Linked DNA regions of Mus musculus: region 2 is linked to region 1. The links are chromatin contacts, found by Hi-C in ENCODE. All regions are on one chromosome and are shown on one strand. Each heading gives the region's core, a stretch centred on a gene start or an enhancer-like site at or near the end of the contact. The rest is flanking DNA. Distances are from core to core; before and after follow the strand shown. Region 1 holds the start of Atp5j (ATP synthase, H+ transporting, mitochondrial F0 complex, subunit F). Region 2 holds the start of N6amt1 (N-6 adenine-specific DNA methyltransferase 1 (putative)).

Evidence for each region. Hi-C counts contacts between places; a loop is a spot of excess contacts on that map.
Region 2: a map of heart shows a loop between it and region 1 (4-fold over the local background). The contact joins the promoter of N6amt1 here to the promoter of Atp5j in region 1. A Hi-C loop is called at or near these places in 2 of 37 maps with a recorded cell type or tissue (heart and v-Abl transformed pro-B cells).

The regions. Positions count from the first base shown.
Region 1 is chr16:84,833,454-84,837,110 of GRCm38, forward strand. It overlaps Atp5j (ATP synthase, H+ transporting, mitochondrial F0 complex, subunit F), which reads right to left and starts at 1,569. Exons shown (of 4, transcript NM_001302214.1): 1 at 1,356-1,569. It overlaps Gabpa (GA repeat binding protein, alpha), which reads left to right and starts at 1,671. Exons shown (of 10, transcript NM_008065.2): 1 at 1,671-2,090.
Region 2 is chr16:87,352,286-87,355,677 of GRCm38, forward strand. It overlaps N6amt1 (N-6 adenine-specific DNA methyltransferase 1 (putative)), which reads left to right and starts at 1,900. Exons shown (of 6, transcript NM_026366.2): 1 at 1,900-2,101. The coding sequence starts at 1,968.

The DNA of each region.
Region 1 (3,657 bases), core at 319-2,818:
CATTTAGTACTGCTGAAAAAAAAATCAAATAAGCACGAGTTTTCATTCACCGATCCCGATAAAAATAAAACATTTGAGGAAATCAATGCCATTCATACTCTACCAGAGAATTATACAGGCGAAAGAGCTACAGGCAAGTAGACAAGACTTTATAATAAGAACACCACACTTGATTCATCCTGGAAATCTAGGAACACACTTAAGACATAATTAGTAAGGTATCAAGAATTCTTTAGCCCTAAAAATACTGTAAAATACTTCCATATTGTCCACTTAGGAAATACTCTCTAAGTGTTAGGGGAAGGTGCTTCTTTCAGTCTTGCTTATAGGTGATTAAAAAAAATATGTCTAAAGAAGGTTGTTTACCTAACATTCCACAGTCAACCTGCTCCCAATCTAACTGCCAAGACGGTCATTTCTTCTACAAGACAGGGAAAATACATTTTCACTTTCAATAACGCACCATCCCAAACAATGATTTCCAATCCCCACGTCTAATTTAGCGTACTCTCTGAACCCCAAACATACATGTATACTCACCTCCTAAGTCCTACTCAATCGTTCTAACAGTGACCACATTCTCTCTTACCAAAACTACTTGTTGTTTCTCCTTCACTGCCTTTCACTTTTTCAGATTAAATAGAGAATGCGATCTGTTCATGATCACACGGAAGACAAATGGCATCCTAAGTGTAGAACACCATTTGGGACAAATTCCGTACTGAATTAATATCCTGCACTAGCTTGCTGCTTGTTAGAGGTCTGATAGTAACAATATTGGGGAAAGCATGGTGGGGGTGGGGGTGGGGTAATCAAAGTTCAAACCCAGAGGTGTAGCTTTGGGAAGGCGCACGGCTCTCCTATTTATAGCGGTTGACTGACCAGCCTAGCCGAAGGCTAGTCCCTTTGCTGCTCGTGAGTATCTAATCATAAAGTCAATCGACAAAGCATGACTTCTAGATTGGATATAAAACTTTTAGGATATCACCATCGCCCTTTCCTGTCTTAGGAGGCTCGATCGCCGCCTGCATTATTCACAAGCCTGTGGCGCGCCGTGACCTTGGGCTGCCCCAGGCGGGCTGCAGGCTCACCACCCCGTCTTTTCTGCTTTTCGAGTCGGCCCGCTCTGCTCCCAGGAGAGCATTCACGGTCTTATTTAGTGAGCGTAAGGCAAATCTGAATACCCAGCAGGGCCGAGGTCACCTGTGACCCCAGGCCAGGCCAGGACGGTGCCAAGGACACGGGGCTGCGCTCTACTCCCAGGGCAAAGGTGACGGGCAGCCCTCTCTCCTCGTGAAGAAACCCAGAAGCTCAGTCCCAGGAGGCCGAGCTAGCCCAGTTACCCTCCCAGTCACCTTGCACTGAGTCCCGAGCTGCCAGAGTCACCGCCGCCGCCACCGTTCTACTTCCGGCCCTGGCTCCGCCTACACACGCCTACCCGCCATCGCAAGGCACTATGGGCCGCGGCTTCAGTCGTTCGACGCTCACCGGACAGGAAGCGCCTCGAAGGGAGTCTGCGACCGGACGCCTCTAGGTGAGACAGAAGCCAAACAGGAGGAGGAAGTGGAGGGTAAGTGCTTCCGGGTCCCTCAGCTAAGACTCCGCCATCTTTCCTACACTTTAACTTCACCCCCTTTTCCCTCTTGGAGACACTGCACTGTACGCATGCGTATTCTGGCCTGTCCCCTAGTTCAAGCTCCCTTCGGAGTCAGCGTCCCGATCCTTGGGGTTGGGGAGGTGGATGTAGGGTGGGGGTACAAAGGAGCGCGTAAAAACCAAAACCAAAACAAAACAAAAAACCAAAGCGGCTGGGGGGCGTTTGTGCCTCGTGAGCCCCGTCGTCGCGGGCGTTTCGGGCCGCGCAGCCTGCTGGGAGTTGTAGTTCCAGGCCCGGGGGTGCCTGGGAGGCGGGAGAGGGGCTGGGGTTCCTTAGCGCCGATTCCACGGGAAGGGCCCCGGGACCTTACCCTGCTACTCGCGGGAGCGGCGCGGCTCGCCCGGAGAGGCGCTGTACCTGGAGCCCGCGCCGCCGCCGTTCCCAGCCGGCTGTGGAAGCGCGGGCTAGGGCCACGGGACGAATTCCGGAGCTGGTGAGTTGCGGACGCGGGCTGGCGGGGAGCGCGGGCCCGCGCGGGCGGCCTGGTTCCGGGGCTTGTCCCCCCCCGCGGCCGCCTCTGTGTTTTGTTTCCGCTGGGTCCCCGGCGCTGCGACTCCCATTTCCGTTCGTGGAGACTTGAGGGAGCCTGGTGGGGAGGGGCGGGAGAGGCTGTGCGGGAAGCCGAGGGGAGGGGCGCGGGGAGCGGCGTGGCCCGGGCCGCGTTGCGGGACGCGGCGGAGTCGCCCGTCGCACGGGCGCGGTCCAGGCTCGGCGCGCTGGCCGAGCGCACAGCCCCGGGCGCTCCCGGGTCTCTCGGGAAGATGCCAGACCTGTCTGTCACCCGAGTCAGCCATCCCCGCACTAGCAGTACCGATTGCCCTTCTGGAACTGTCCTAGAGTCGCATCGGTGCAATCGTTCTAATGCATAGGATGACTTTCTGCGTCTTTCCCGAAGATGTCAGTGAAAGTTACTGTACCTTGCCAACTTCCCCCACTCCTCCCCCCGACCTTTTTTGGGGGTTGGTGTAGTGCAGTGAACACAACGATGGAGTTTAGGGGATTCCACCCTTAGGGTCCACAGCATAGAGAATGGTGCCAGCGCATCGTTTCACGATGACAAACAGTCATTTGAAACTAAATCCTTAGGTAGGCCAGTGAGATGGTTCGACAGGTAAAGGCACTTGCTGCCGAGCCAGACTGTTCAGCCTCTGGAATCCAGATGGAAGGAGGAGAGAACTGTCTGCTCTCTGACCTCCACAAGTGCGCATGCGCACCTTATAAGTGGTGTCTGGGTACGTGTAAGTTTGTGTTGGGTGTCACTTTCTAGCCTGGCTGACCTTGAACTTGCTATGTAGATTAGACCGGCCTAGAGTTTAGAGGCCTATCTGCCTCTATTTTCTGAGCGCCGGCATTAAAGGTGTGCACTACCTTGCCTAGCAAAATAAGTGCATTTTTTAATTGGTTATTTTATTTATTTACATTTCAAATGTTGACCCCTTTCTTGGCCTCCCCACCTCAATTTTTTTAAAACAGGTAGATTGAGCTAATGACAGGACTGACTGCTGGCAAGAGGAAAACATTTATATAGATCCCCCTCACATTCTTAGGTACCCCATGCCACTAAACACTGGCCATTTTTTTAGCACTTCTTTTTTCTTTCTTTTGTATTTGTATTACTACCTGGATGCCAACTGGATTTACGTCCATTTTATCTTTGCTACAAGTACAGACGCGTAACTTGGGGATACATAGTCGTGACTGAGTCAGTTCAGTAAGTACTGAGTGCGGTAGTAAGGTTGAGGAGCCCAGGGGGGCCAAGTACTGGATTCATCTGAGTCTCTGGCAACTGTACAACAAACCTACAGGACCGAAAAGAGGAATGGTAGTTTTGAGAACTCTCATGCTCTTCCCCAGAAGGAGGTTTTTTGGGGGAGTGAGGGGATTTCAGACAGGGTTTTCCTGTGTTTGGCTGGCCTTGAACGCTGATGCACCTCCCACTGCCTCCCAAGTGGTGGGATTAAAGGCATGGACCACTGCCTTCTGGCTCAGTTTTTAACTTT
Region 2 (3,392 bases), core at 650-3,149, 2.5 Mb after region 1:
AAACCTAGGCTCAATGCCCAGGATCAAAAACAAACAAACAAACAAACAAACAAAAGAGTGCAGCCATTCATGGTGGCTCATGCCCTTAATCACAGCACTTGGGAGGCAGAAGGTAGAAGCTAGGGGGGTCTCTGTGATTTAGTCAGACCAGCCAAGGCTATACAATGATACCCTGTCATCCCTCCCCTGCAAAAAAAAAAAAAAAAAAAAGGGGGGGACAATTAAGCATGAAAGTACATACAAGTCACAAAGGAAGAAATTCCCTAGATGGACATATGAACCCAGGCTTAACCTCAATCAGCAATCGGACCAAATCAATCTAAAACAAATCTCTAATATTAGATCAACTCATAAATCTGCCACCAAAAGATGTTAGGAGTATACACAAGTATGGTTAGTTTGGAGAGTGATGGGGCACTATCCAGAGAAACTGAACCGTATGTCCACTAACAGATCTCCCACCAGGAACTGTGTGTACAGCAGTGGGAGAACACTAAGGATGTCAGTCTCAAGAATTGCAACAGACAAACCTGGAGCAAAGTCAACCTTCACATACATAAAAACAAATCCTCTGGGAAACAACTGAGAAAGAACGGCTATTTCATTTCATTGCTTGTATGCCAAAGACATTTTAAGGATGCATGTGAAAATAACAAATTCTCGCGGCACATGACACTCTAAAAAAATATTTCCGTATTATATTTAGATGTTTGTGCATGTGTGCACATGTATGCTGCCATACCCTTGGAGGTCTGAGAACTCTAAGAATAGGTTTTCTCCTTCCACTGTGTGAGTCTCAGGGACCTGCTCCATGTGCTCAGGTTTGGCAGCACCTACCTGCCTTTTACCAGCAGAGCTTTCTTGCCATTTTCAAGTCTGTATTTGTGATGCCGCCAGAGAACAGAAGATTTAACTCCCAGGAACTGGAGTTACTCTGTTTGTGAACCACCTGCTGTGGGTACTGGGGACCAAATTCTAGTCCTCAATAATAGCCTTATTCCAGAACCATCTCTCCAGCCCCTTACATTTTTTTAAAGACTATGATTTTCTGTATGTTATTTTTTTGCCTGTATGTATGGGCACAACAGTGACACTGACGCAGGAAGAGCAACAACCTGGAGCTGGGGTTATAGGGAGTTGTGAGCCACCAAACAAAGGTGCAGGAAACCAAACTTTTGTCTTCTTCAAGTGCAGTACAAGGTCTCAACCCCTGAGCACTTCCCCAGCCCTCCAAACCATTGTCTCTGTTTTGTTTCATTGTTTTTCGGAGACTGGATTTCTTTATGTAGCCCTGGCTGTCCTGGAACTCTCTTTGTAGAACAAGCAGAGATCTGCCTGCCTCGGTCTCCAGAGTGCTGGGATTAAAGGCAAGAGCCACCACAGCCCAGCCCAAACTATAATTTCAATGAATGAAAGTGTTATCCATGTATAATATTGTCAAATACAAAATAAAAATTAAAAGTCATAAAAGCTGGGCATGGTGCCACAGCTTTTATAGTCCCAGCACTCAGGAGACAGAGGCAGGTGGAGGATCACTATGAGTTCCTGGCCAGACTGGCCTACATAGTAAATTCCAAGACAGTGAGAATCTGTATAACAAAATTAAGCAAATAAAAGTAGTCATAATCTTATAGATGGGTATTTACATTTCAGTTGCTTAAAAAACAATAAATTTTGTAAACACTATTTTTGCAAGTGCTTACAAGTTTAAAAGGGAAGAAACTTTCCAAATGTCATTAGAATAAAGCAGTCACCTTAGTACAAAATAACTGACGATGCTCAATATTAGGGTAGCCGATAAAAGTAAGCACAAGTTGAAAACGGATGTTAGAGGTTGCTTAAAAGTTCCAGAGAGCCCAACAAGCTCTTTCACCCCAAACGCCACCCAGTGTAAGACAAAAGCGCATGCGCAGCAAGCCTGACGCGTGCGTACTCAACGCCCGCCCATAGGAAGCGGAAGGGAAAAGATGGCGGCGCCGAGTGTCCCCACGCCGTTGTACGGGCACGTGGGTCGCGGAGCCTTCCGCGACGTGTACGAGCCAGCGGAGGACACGTTCCTGTTACTGGACGCGCTCGAGGCGGCGGCGGCCGAGCTAGCAGGGTGCGAGGAGGGTGCGCGCCTCAGGGGGAGAGAACGGGGTGGCCGGGAGGCGGAAGCCGGAACTTGCCGCCCTCCTCCGGAAGTGGTGGGCCGGCCTACTTTCTGGTGATTGACAGCAGAGAGGGGTAAAGGAGGCGTGTCCGGCGGGCTGGGGTTAGAGCATCGCTCAGATGTTCCTGCGGCTTCAAGGTCACCCTGCCCTGCCTTTTAGCTGTTAATCTGAAGAATGTAAACGCGCCTCTGAGGAGCAGCCGGAGTTTAGCAACCAGAAGCAAGATGTCCCAAAACTTTCCTAATTTTCTATTTTAATTTTTTTAAGTGAATATGTAAAACTCGCCTTAGTGCAAGAATAACATCCTCTAGCAAAGGAAGAACACATAAGGATCAGTGAACTATTAAATTCACTCAACCTAGTCAAGGAACAACCACTAGCCGTCTGAGCACTTAAAGTGTTATTGCAACTGGGATTTTTTTGTTTTGTTTTGTTTTTTAATTGAACTGTTAGAATTTTAGTTGCATGTGGTTAGAACTATTAGGGAAGGTTTAAATAGTCACGTGCCTCCGCCGGTAGGATTTTCACTAGCCTGATTTGTTGAAGGATTGGCCATAGCTTTAATTGACATAAATAGTAAATGCCCACATGTTAACTTTTCTGAGAAAAGAATTTGAGCTGAGAACGGGAAAGATGGCTCAGCTGGTAAAGGCACTCGCTGTCAAGCCTGCAGACCTGAGTTCCGGCCTCAGAAACTACTACAGGTTGTTCTTGGAGGTTCAGTTACAATGCTGAGGACCATTCTGCACACATACATATAATCACTCTAATAAAATAGTTTGCCGAAAGAATATGGGTCATTAACTTAATGGCCAAGATTCCTACTGGGTGTCTCCAGAACGAAATAGCCATCATGTTTATTTATATTGTCACTTTTTTTCTGCCTATAAAACCAGTCTTTCTTCATAGATGGTGGAGCATTTTGAGCTACTGGAATATCTCGTGGAGCACTGAATTGTAACTTGAATGCTCAAAACAGCTCAGAAAAATTTACAGCTACAAATTGCATTGCTTCGTATGCTGTAATAGAGCTGACCTTGTTACAAAGGCTAGGAATTCTAGTTATTTTTGAGACCGTAATGATTATTTCCATAAAGAAGGCACCTGGTAAGATTCACAGACTTTACTATGACCCACTAGTGGCTTGCGTGTCCTGTTATGTGGGTCACATAGATATGTGGCTGATTCTAAAGGTAAAAAGGAAATACTGTAACTTCTTCTTGAGTTGTTTGAACAGTT